Regions from separate parts of the Homo sapiens genome. Here regions 1, 3 and 4 are each linked to region 2. Evidence: chromatin contacts called from ENCODE Hi-C or POLR2A ChIA-PET data. All regions are on one chromosome and are shown on one strand. Each heading gives the region's core, a stretch centred on a gene start or an enhancer-like site at or near the end of the contact. The rest is flanking DNA. Distances are from core to core; before and after follow the strand shown. Region 1 holds the start of BRCC3 (BRCA1/BRCA2-containing complex subunit 3). Region 2 holds the start of GAB3 (GRB2 associated binding protein 3). Region 3 holds the start of TAFAZZIN (tafazzin, phospholipid-lysophospholipid transacylase). Region 4 holds the start of LAGE3 (L antigen family member 3).

What was found. Hi-C counts contacts between places; a loop is a spot of excess contacts on that map. ChIA-PET counts read pairs that join two places held with the same protein, here RNA polymerase II (POLR2A). Pooled maps may share reads with other maps.
Region 1: a loop to region 2 is called in a pooled map, with 3 times the contacts of the local background. The contact joins the promoter of BRCC3 here to the promoter of GAB3 in region 2. A Hi-C loop is called at or near these places in 1 of 168 maps with a recorded cell type or tissue (K562), 6 of 37 single-sample maps with no recorded cell type and 11 of 50 pooled maps.
Region 3: a pooled map shows a loop between it and region 2 (4-fold over the local background). The contact joins the promoter of TAFAZZIN here to the promoter of GAB3 in region 2. A Hi-C loop is called at or near these places in 1 of 37 single-sample maps with no recorded cell type and 7 of 50 pooled maps. POLR2A ChIA-PET finds 5 or more read pairs at or near these places in 3 of 52 experiments (H1, activated B cell and activated CD4-positive, alpha-beta T cell).
Region 4: a loop to region 2 is called in a pooled map, with 2.8 times the contacts of the local background. The contact joins the promoter of LAGE3 here to the promoter of GAB3 in region 2. A Hi-C loop is called at or near these places in 6 of 37 single-sample maps with no recorded cell type and 6 of 50 pooled maps.

What each region holds. Positions count from the first base shown.
Region 1 is chrX:155,070,113-155,072,812 of GRCh38, forward strand. It overlaps BRCC3 (BRCA1/BRCA2-containing complex subunit 3), which reads left to right and starts at 1,396. Exons shown (of 11, transcript NM_001018055.3): 1 at 1,396-1,538; 2 at 2,215-2,231. The coding sequence starts at 1,416. It overlaps CMC4 (C-X9-C motif containing 4), which reads right to left and starts at 1,024. Exons shown (of 3, transcript NM_001018024.3): 1 at 582-1,024. MTCP1 (mature T cell proliferation 1) reads right to left here and starts at 1,024. Exons shown (of 5, transcript NM_001018025.4): 1 at 582-1,024. RefSeq lists enhancers at 652-951, 936-1,657, 1,422-1,641, 1,652-1,701, 1,658-2,379 and a silencer at 992-1,311.
Region 2 is chrX:154,749,826-154,752,525 of GRCh38, forward strand. GAB3 (GRB2 associated binding protein 3) reads right to left here and starts at 1,252. Exons shown (of 10, transcript NM_001081573.3): 1 at 1,129-1,252. The coding sequence starts at 1,200. RefSeq lists silencers at 898-957, 1,128-1,207.
Region 3 is chrX:154,410,114-154,412,813 of GRCh38, forward strand. TAFAZZIN (tafazzin, phospholipid-lysophospholipid transacylase) reads left to right here and starts at 1,426. Exons shown (of 11, transcript NM_000116.5): 1 at 1,426-1,839; 2 at 1,973-2,101. The coding sequence starts at 1,731. It also overlaps a transcript of DNASE1L1 not described here. RefSeq lists a silencer at 1,413-1,952.
Region 4 is chrX:154,477,857-154,480,556 of GRCh38, forward strand. LAGE3 (L antigen family member 3) reads right to left here and starts at 1,425. Exons shown (of 3, transcript NM_006014.5): 1 at 872-1,425; 2 at 427-555; 3 at 1-202. The coding sequence starts at 1,059. The coding sequence ends at 88. RefSeq lists a silencer at 819-1,038 and an enhancer at 1,300-1,799.

The sequences.
Region 1 (2,700 bases), core at 146-2,645, 320 kb after region 2:
GGCGTGCACATTACAGATCGTTGCACTGGATGGGGACCCTATGTGTGGGGAGACTTGGGTTGGAACTGACTTGGGAGAAAAGAGCAAAGCATCAACACTTCAAGTAGCACCTTGGGAATGTTCCCTTTCCAGTACTGCCATACCTGCCTGGCTTCAAAACTACACAAAGTAGAAAACCAAATCAAAGACACGAACACGGACGGGCTGTGGAGGCGGCACGGCATATATTGTGCTTTGATTTAGAATCGCTTTCAAAATCCACGTGTGATTCCTAGACTTGTGAGTTGGAAGATCTGTACTTTTATCCTTGGCACGTTTGACATACCTCGAAATAAAAATTACTTTTACATATATTTTTACTGTCTGATATCATCGAGACAAGGAGACCCGAGGAAACTTGCATTCTGGATACCTAATGTGATACATCCGAACTTGAATAAAAACTGAAGTTCTCCATTTCCCCTTCCCTGTATCCAACAAATAGCTACCTAAAAGCCTTTGTAGAAAGTAGCAGCAGCCAAGCTTAAGAGTGATACTTTTTCAGATACAGTATAACACTGTTTCTGCAAAAGGTTACTCACATGAATATAATGTTTCTTGGGCTAATTAATCCGCCTTGAGAACAGCTAGGCTAAAACTTCCAGGTCTCCCACCCTGGGCCACTCAAGCCAGGATCGCGACGTGAGCCCGGGGTGAGCCGAGGGGCATCCCGGGCCGAGGTCACTCGAACCGAAGTTATGAGGCGCGGGCCGGCAACCGGAAGTGGTCCAGGGAGAGTTGTACGAGATTCGGGGGCTGTGACTTGGAAATAAAACAAAATAAAATAAAACCTTAACTGTTTTGGGACTGACTTTCAAAAGAGCGTCCCCCTGGCTCAAGAGGCCGGCGTTCGCGGAGATGTCGTCTTAAAGGGCTGTCCCCCAAGCGTGTAGGCCGCGCACGGGTCTCCTTAGCGGGCGGGCAAAATGGGCGCCGGTACTCGGGAGGCGCCTGCCCAGGCGCCCGGGCGCCGCTCACAGAGTACGTCCGCCTGCGGCCCCAGAGCGCCGCCTCCCTGCCGCCCCCGCCGCCCGGCCTGACGCCCGGACCGCGGCCGGCCACCGCCCTCCGCCCCGACGGCCACGCCTGCCCCAAACCGCGCGGGCGTTTCCCAGGTGCTGCTGGGCGGGCCCCGCCCCCGTGCCCCAAGGCCCGCCCCCGCGCGCCAGCCGCGCGCCCGCTGCCCCCTCCTCGCCCCCACAGCCCCGCCCCCACAGCCCCGCCCGCTCCCTAAGCCCCGCCCCCTAGGAACCCGCGCGCCGAAGGCCAGGCCTGGGCGGAGCGCACAGCGCTGGGCGCTGGGGAGGCTGCGCCGCAGCACCCGGTTGGTCAGGACCAAGTGGGCCCGAGGCGGACGTGAGAAGGGTCGGGCCAAGATGGCGGTGCAGGTGGTGCAGGCGGTGCAGGCGGTTCATCTCGAGTCTGACGCTTTCCTCGTTTGTCTCAACCACGCTCTGAGCACAGAGAAGGAGGAAGTAATGGGGCTGTGCATAGGGGAGGTGAGTAGGTCTGTTAGCCTGGATGGAACCCTGCTGAGCAGTCCCAGTGTGTCCCCGGGGTGGGTGCCGGCAGCTCCCAGGGCTGCGGAGGCCACAGGCATCCTCGATTTAGGTCCTTGGACACCCTTTACATAGCTCTGTCGCGGGGAGCCCCGTTTCTTCTGGCCGCCTGACACTTGTTTAGTCTCCTGCGAGCCCCCGGCGGTCTGTACAGGCCCCGGGAGCCTTGCCCTTTCTCCTGTAGCCTGGGGCTTCTCTTTAGATCTGCGCTTTTCGCCCGGTTGACCAAAACTGCAAGGCAGGTCAGAAAGACACTGGAGTATAATGAGGATGTCCGGGTATTACGACGCAGCAGCTGACCACAGTTAGAGCCCCTTGCCTCGCCTCGAGTCTTCTGTCTAGGGAGCAGAGATATCAACCAAAGCATTTGAAGGGTATCGAAGAGCCTAACAGAAGGTGCGGGGCTTGAAGGAAGCAAAAGTTTCCGCTGCATTGTGTTGAGGAGGGGCCGAAGAGGATGAGGAAATACAGTTTAGCTGTTTACAGTCTAAAGTAATTCTCCAGTCTTTCATACCATGTGCGTGAACACATGACCTAATTGTCATATAATCTGCATCCATATATGTCAAACAAACGTAATGTGATCAATAATGTTTTTTGCTTTTTCCCACTCTAGTTGAACGATGATACAAGGTAAGACTGTATTTGTTTACTCATATCTTATAATCTCTAAGTCATTGTTAACCTAAAATTATGGCGACTTTGGCAGTATTGTGTCCGGATCGTGTCTTAAATTAATTACCATTATCACTCCGGGGCTCCCTTAATGATACAACCTTGAACTTTGGTTTCTGCCTTACCTCCTATTCAGTTGAGATATGGGATAAACATCTTAATAAGCATTATCATAATTGTTGCGTTTTAGGGGTGAGACAGAGCCTCACTCTGTCGCCCAGGCTGGAGTGCAGTGGCGCGATCTCTGCTCACTGCAACCTCCGCCTCCCAGGTTCAAGCGATTCTCATACTTCAGACTCCCGAATAGCTGAGATTACAGGTGCCCGCCACCACACCCGGCTGTCTTTTTTTTTTGTACAGACGGGGTTTCACCATGTTGGCCAGGCTGGTCTCGAACTCCTGGCTCAAGCAGTCTGCCCACCTCGAC
Region 2 (2,700 bases), core at 2-2,501:
AAGTATTCATACATTATTAAAGTCTTTTTATAATCCCACCTCTTGAACTTCCACACAATATGTGCCTCATCTATGTGGGAACAAAAACAGTTGTGAAATTTGGCCAGAAGAGGACAGCAGTTTGAGAGCACTGTATAGACAAGAGCACAAGGCTGAACCACATTTGGGGTGGGCTGCTTTGGATGAGCGCAGACATGCGCGAGTTTGTTCCTACCACCGTGCAGTGAAGTTGCAGAGAAATTAGGAATTAAGAACAAGATGAATCCATCCAGCTACTCCCAGCCTAAAAAAAGCAAGAAGTCCTAATAGCTATTTATATGCAACTCCCTGGGGACTGAAGTGGTTCTTCCTAATGGCTGAAAAACACTGAGTAGCAATCAGGTCTTTAAGCAGAATGTTTTTAAGACCTTATCGTGAGGACGCTGATGGAGATAATGAACGTTTGAGGTGTCGATAGTACATCTTAAAACGGTAATGGAATAGGTAGGAAGATTCGCTCTTCCAAGTATTCCTAATTTCATATTAGTAAAAGTCAGTTGTCCAGCTGGCACTATAAAAGCGCGGTGTCAGCATTAAGAAGAAGCTGAAAGGAGTTACACGATGAGAAACGAGTTACACTGTGTAGGGTTCCAGACAGCAGTGTCCGATGACAGCTACAAGAGCAGCACTCCTTACTCCTTACGGTCCAGGGGGAATGCAGGCAATTCCCCTCTGGCTGTCAGTCTCCCTATCCCCTGCCGCGTCTCCTTCGCGGGGCGATGGGTCTCAGAGCCACCCCCAGCCAAAGAAAGGGGCACGCTTTCGAGATGTCTCCCTGGCCGCTCCTGTACGGAGAGTGGCGCCTGAGGTTTCAGCCCCAACCCGCCTCCCTCCGCTAGAGTCAGCGGCGGTCTGGAGTCCCTGAGCCCCGCGGGCAGGCGCCACCTGGTCTCCGGCCCGCTGCCTAGCACAGCGGCGAAGCTGGCTCGACGTGCGATTTCGGTTTCCGTCCGTCGGCCTCGCCCGCAGTCCCGGGCGCTGGGAGCGGCTGCGCCTGGCGCGCCCGGAGCCCAGCGGCTCCCCGCGGCCGCCCCGCGGGCGGGTGCCCCGGGACGCGAAGGCCGGGCGGGTGGCGGCGCCCCTACTCACGTAGCGCTGTAGCTTCCTCTCGGGGGGCGACTTAACGAGCCAGCCGGTGCACACTGCGTCGCCCGCACTCATCGTGGCCGCCGCCGCCGCTTCCTCCAGCTGGGCCAGCCGCCCGCGGCAGAAGGAAGTCGGGCCAAGGATGCCGGCGGGGCGGGCCCAGCGCCCGCCCGCCCAGCGCCGCCCCGAGCGGCCGCTGCGACCCCCGCCTCCGGCCGCCGCGGCCCCCGGGGAGGGAACCGACGCCGCCCGCAACCCAAGACGGCGGGAAAAGCAAGCAGCGAAGCCTGGGAAGCCCCTTCGAGCAACTGCAGCTCCGCCAGCGGCTGTGCCCGGGGGGGGGGTGTGGGGGGGGGAGCCTACGCAGCAGGGCGCCTGCCACTCTCACCCAGGGTCACGAGAAAGCGCTCGGAAGGAGCCCTGCGACCTAATGGGAGCACAGCCTGGAACCTGTTGCCCTCATGCCCCATCCCCAATCCGCCACGCCAAACGGGCTGGTCCCTGGGTCTCAGGGACCCTGGAGCTGAAACCCAAGTACCACCTGCATCTGCCATGTGCATAGTTCACGGAGAAACAAAAGCAAGACTCCTCTTGGACTTCCCTATTCCACTTGATTGCTTGCACAGTAGTGTGTTTTCTATGTCCCTCCCCCAAAGATCGTTGTATTCAGTGATAAGCTTTGCCGGCTAAACGGTCTAAATGTCTTAATGAACCCAAATGACCCAAACTCAAAAGGTAGTGCTGTTTGCAATCTCTTTGACTCGAAGGTTTTAAAAGATGGATCTAAAGTCGATTGTGCCAACTAGTGTGCTGACCACGCTAAGTAAAAATAACAATCATGAGCACCTAACACTTGTGACCTTCCTTACTGCCAAGCTAACACCATGCCAGCGATTGTGCTAAGCACTTTCCAGGCGTTATCTCATTGAATCCACACAACACCCTGTCAAAGGGCTCTTATTATTATCTCAATTTTGCAGGTTACTAAAATGAAAAACAGGATGACAGTGTCACTTGTCGAGAGCCACACGAGAAAATCATCCATAGGCAGCCAGAGCTGTGTCAAGAGCCCATCCACTTAAGCACCACCCTCTGCTTTTTGTGGGTATCATCTATGTGACGTTTGCTAGCATCTTCAACAGAATGACCAACCTCCCATCCTATCAGGCCAGATGCTTCAGGGTGATGAGCTAACATGGTAACACCAGTGGAGTCCATCAGCATGCGCACACTGGCTTATAATGATTTTCTTGTGTGAGATAATGTCAGTGTGAATAATGGGTTCAGTAAGTCAATGGGCAGGAGTGCCAGCAGAAATGTGAATTTTAAAAAAGCGAATCCATGTACAAAATTAGTACCTGTTCAAGTGAGAAAAAATTGCTGCCCCTTCCAGATGGCAGTCCAGGTGGCTGTCTGGTCCCCCCAGGGAATGCTGTTATTAAGGGTTCATTGTTTGTCTCTGCCTGTGGGCAGCTTGAGCACTTAGCAGTGGCTGTGGCCATATCAACTGTTGCCAGTCCCTGAGAGCCCCACTATGCATTGCTAATTCTCTAAGTCTTGCTTACACCTCTGTTA
Region 3 (2,700 bases), core at 176-2,675, 340 kb before region 2:
CTGTAATCCCAGCTACTCAGGAGGCTGAGGCAGGAGAATTGCTTGAGCCTGGAAGGCGGAGCTTGCAGTGAGCCGAGATCACACCACTGCACTCGCACTCCAGCCCGGGCGACAGTGCGAGACTCCATCTCAAAAAAAAAAATCAATAAATTATGGTTTAAAAATAAAAAACAGGCCAGGTAGGATGACTCACACTTTGGGAGGAGAGGCAGACAGATCACCTGAGGCCGGGAGTTCGAGACCAGCTTGACCAACATGAAGAAACCCAGCCTCTACTAAAAATACAAAAATTAGCCAGGTGTGGTGGCTTGCGCCTGTAATCCCAGCTACTCAGGAGGCTGAGACAGAAGAATCGCTTGAACCTGGGAGGCAGAGGTTGCAATGAGCTGAGATCTCGTCACTGCACTCCAGCCTGGGCAACAGAGCAAGACTCTGTCTCAAAAATAAAAATAAATAAAAATAAAAATAAAAAACTGCCGGGTGCGGTGGCCCATGCCTGTAATCCTAGCACTTTGGGAGGCTGAGGTGGGTGGACTGCCTGAGCTCAGGAGTTCGAGACCAACCTGGGCAACATGGTGAAACCCCATCTCTACTAAAATACAAAAAAAAAAAAAAATTAGCCGGGCGTGGCGACCTGCGCCTGTAGTCCCAGCTACTCAGGAGGCTGAGGCAGGAGAATAGCTTGAACCCGGGAGGCGGAGGTTGCAGTGAGCCGAGATTGTGCCACTGCACTCCAGTCTGGCGACAGAGCGAGACTCCTAAAAAAATAATAATAAATAAATAAATATAAAATAAAAATAAAAAACTGGCTGCTTAATGCATAGGGGGCTTTCTTTCCGGGTCATGAATATGTTTCAGAACTAGAGGTAGTAGCTGACATTGTGACTGTATCAGATGGTATAAAATACTGTTTCTTGTATTACATATGATACACAATATGTTTGTATATATTGCTGTATATATTGTATATTTTGCCATACAGTAGATTATACATTGCTACATACACATAGTATCATGTAGTACTGTAACTATGTCAAATTGTATATGTGGCTGGGCGGGGTGGCTCACGGCTGTCATCCCAACACTTTGGGAGGCCGAGGCGGGTGGATCAGAGTGTGATGGCGGGCGCCTGTGGTCCCAGCTACTCGGGAGGCTGAGGCAGGAGAATCGCTTGAGTCTGGGAGATCGAGGCTGCAGTGAGCCATGATCCCATCACTGCACTCCAGCCTGGGTCTGGCTGGACCCTGTGTCAAACAAAAAACAGAAACACTAGAGAGACAAAAGGCGAGCGCAGGAGGCTGCCAGGAAGCGGGAGCCCCACGGGGTGACGGCCACTTCCCGCCGCCCCGGGGCTGGCCTCGCTGCCGTCAAGCGGCCCGTGCGCGCTTTGCGACAGTCGGTCGGGCTGGGCACCGGCGCAGGTTCGCTTTCCGGCGGTTGCACCGGGCCGGGGTGCCAGCGCCCGCCTTCCCGTTTCCTCCCGTTCCGCAGCGCGCCCACGGCCTGTGACCCCGGCGACCGCTCCCCAGTGACGAGAGAGCGGGGCCGGGCGCTGCTCCGGCCTGACCTGCGAAGGGACCTCGGTCCAGTCCCCTGTTGCGCCGCGCCCCCGTCCGTCCGTGCGCGGGCCAGTCAGGGGCCAGTGTCTCGAGCGGTCGAGGTCGCAGACCTAGAGGCGCCCCACAGGCCGGCCCGGGGCGCTGGGAGCGCCGGCCGCGGGCCGGGTGGGGATGCCTCTGCACGTGAAGTGGCCGTTCCCCGCGGTGCCGCCGCTCACCTGGACCCTGGCCAGCAGCGTCGTCATGGGCTTGGTGGGCACCTACAGCTGCTTCTGGACCAGTGAGTGGGCCCAGGCCGAGGCAGGCCCGCCCGGGTACCCATGCCCGGCCGGAGGTGGGACTTAGGGTGGGGGACGCCGCGGCCCCGACCTAGCGGGCGAGCCCGGAGCGCCTGACTTCTCCTTCCCCGCCAGAGTACATGAACCACCTGACCGTGCACAACAGGGAGGTGCTGTACGAGCTCATCGAGAAGCGAGGCCCGGCCACGCCCCTCATCACCGTGTCCAATCACCAGTCCTGCATGGACGACCCTCATCTCTGGGGTACCCGGGCCAGTGTGCTGGGCAGGGGGAGGAAAGGCGAGGATTCGGGACGGGCCCAGCCTCGTCAGAACAAACCCCTTCTCGCTGCCTTTTCATGGAGCCCTGGCACTCCGGTTTCCGGGCGTTCTGCCCCAGGGCTGAGACTTGGATTTGTGGCTCCTGCAGCATCCCTGAGGGAGCATGATTTGGAGAGGGCCTTGGGCATGGAGCAGGACCAAGGAACGGCCACAGGGCATATCTTACAGCTCCTTTAACGTCAGGCCTCCAGAACCCTCTGTTCTCTAAACCATCCAGGGCCCCACAGTCTTGGGAAAAATTTGGGGGTTGGACATAGGATATCCTGTGAGGAAGTTCTGGGCCAGGGACTGGAAGCCCAGTGTCCTGGCTTCAGGTTTGCCCCTGGCTGGGCGTGTACCGTTCAGCCCTATTTGGGAGCCTGGTTGCCACACCTAGAGGTTCCTGCTCTGCTGACTTCACAGGAAGTTGCTTGGCTCTGGTAACCAGATGGCCGGGTGGAGGGGTGCCTGGGGCTTCCACTCCTGAACAGAGAGCTTAACTGTCCTAGAGTTCATGGGGAGCCACCTAGCCACACTGGAGCC
Region 4 (2,700 bases), core at 175-2,674, 270 kb before region 2:
GTGGGAATTCCTGCCCTAGGGAAGGATGGACGCACTGCCTACAAGGAGACGCAAAGTGGGACCTCGCTCCATTTGCCCAGGCCAGGCTTAGCGGGAAACGGGGGGCCCAAAGCGCTGCATGGTCCGCACCACCAGGGAAAGCTGGTCAAGAAAGTTGATGACGGAAATTCGGAGCAGGCGACAGTCTTCAGCTTTCCAGCGGCTAAAAGTGAGGGGAAAAGAAAATCAAATTGGAGGTGGCAACTCCTGGTCCCTCGCTCTGCCCCTCAGGCACCCAATATAGCAAACCCTTGGGAGCCCTGCCATTACACAGCCCCTCAGGCAGAGACCGGCCCAGCGCACCTGGCGCTCCTTAGGGCTCATCCTTGGATGTCCCCCATGTCTCCATGGGCCGCCTCCCCCAACCCCGTCCCTTTCAGAACTTACACGACCAGGATCCTGCCACTCACTGTGAGATCCTTCCCAACCACCCTTTGGTGGGGCTCGGCATCTGGTGCCAGGGACCCATGGGCGATTTCCGCCTCCAAGGGGGTCGGGAAAGGCACGCTGAGGGTGCTGGGGGTCATTCGGTTAAGGTGCCATCTGATACGATCTTGCCTATGTCTCAGGCCTTCTTGCTCCTCTGAAGCCCCCTCTCAGGTCACCCTGCCTAGTGTCACCCCCTTCACTCCTTACCTCGCCCAGGCCACCGTTAGCAGAGCTTCTCCCTCCATTTCAATGTCTTCCCCTCCTCCGACCACCTCTGACCGTATACGCCAGCCCCGGTCCCCCCCTGCTACCCTTTCCGTCGGCCCCCCGCCCGCCCTCCTTTCCTTCTCCCCGAGTCCAGCCCTCGCTCCGCCGCAAGCAGCCCCCAGCTCGGAAAGGATACAATATGTGCGGCCGCATTCGTGACCCCCTGGCCGCAGACGCGGCGTCTCTGCCCGGACCTGGCGCGTGCGCTGGGGGAGCTCCACCGGCCGGAGCTGCGGCTGTGTCCACGCCCCCGCGGCAGCTGTGGCCACCCCGGCCATCCCCGCCGTCAGCGCCTCCGCCTGCGTCTGCATCCGCGTCCCGCATGACCGCCGCCGCGCCGCTCCGACTCCACCCCCGAAGCGCAGGTCCTACGCCCCGCCCTCTCTGTGGCTCCTTCCCGAAGCCCCGCCCCCTGCGCACGACTCCGCCCACACGCGCCTGCGCAGGTCCCTGGAGAGCCTGACTGGCGCGTGGTCAGTTCCCGCCAAGCGGCCCTGCCGGGGGCCTTCTGAGACCCGGTCAGCGGTTGAGAGGCTGCGGTTTCCTCCAGAAACTCTGCCCTTTCGCGCGTAACTCGATTCCAGAGCGCTGGTGCAAACTGACCCACAGTCGGTCCGGCCCCAGGAAGCCAACCCTGACGGGGCTTTTGAAGACACCGTGGTCGCCTATCCCAGAGGCGCACCCCGCGAGGCTCCGCCCCTAAGCGCGCCTTGTGACCTTAGCGCGCCTGCGCTGGCGGGGCCTTCCCCCTTGTCCCTGGAGGCCCCAGTGAGGCCCTGCGGTGCCTGGACGGCTTCCCGCCCCGTTTCTTACCTGGACCCAAGAGCCCCAGGAGATGTGGCACAACGTCCATGTTGCGATTCGCAGAGGGAGGGTGGCCGGGTCGGGTAACCCCCAAGGATACTGCTCTTGCCCTCAACCCCAGTGCCCAACCAACGGGGCTTCACCATGGACTGTGAAGCATCGGATGTGCATTTTAGAGGAAGCATTTTAGAGCGGGTGGGCTGTGCAGAGCGGGGGAGCCTGTCAGCAGGAGGCCTGCACGGAGGCGAAAAATGACAGGGCCTTGAATGAAAGTACTGGCGGTGGGTCTAGGTCTAATATAACGTGAAAAATCAGACTGCACAACTATGAGTATGAAAATGCCAGTTTAGGCCAGGCAAAGTGGCCCCCGCTTGGAATCCCAGCACTTTGGAAGGCCAAGGGAGGAGGATCACTTGAGCCCAGGAGTTCAAGACAAACACAGGCAACATAGTGAGACCCCGTCTCTACAAAAAATACAAAAATAAATTTTAAAAGTTAGCTGGGAGTGGTGGAGCGTGCCTGTAGTCATAGCTTCTTGGAGGCTGAGGAGGGTTGATTGCTTGAGCCCGGGAGTTCGACACCAGCCTGGGCAACATAGTGAAACCCTGCCTCTACAAAAAATACAAAAATTAGCTGGGTGTGATGGTGCACACCTGTGGTCCCAGCTACTAGGGAGGCTGAGATGGGAGGACAGCCTGAGCCCGGGAGGCAGAGGCTGCAGTTAGCCGTGATCGCCCCACCGCACTCCAGCCTGGTTGATAGAGCCAGACCCCGCCTCAAAAAATAAAAGAAAATGCCAACTTAGTCTCTTACTGTACATATGTAGAGAAATCCTAGAACAATACAGCGTCAGGTAAATCCTCATGATCTCTGCTAATAGTATGGTGGGTGACTTTAATTTCCTTTTTGTGTTTTCCCTCCAATTTTTCCGAAGTGGTCTTTTATGACATTTACAATAAAAAAAAAAGTATTTAAAGTGACATCAGTCCGGGCACGGTGGCTCACGCCTATAATCCCAGTACTTTGGGAGGCCGAGGCGGGTGGATCACTTGAAGTCAGGAGTTCAACACCATCCTGGCCAACATGGTGAAACCCCCGGCCCTACTAAAAATAACAAAAATTAGCTGCGTGTCGTGGTGTGCGCCTGTAGTCCCAGCTATT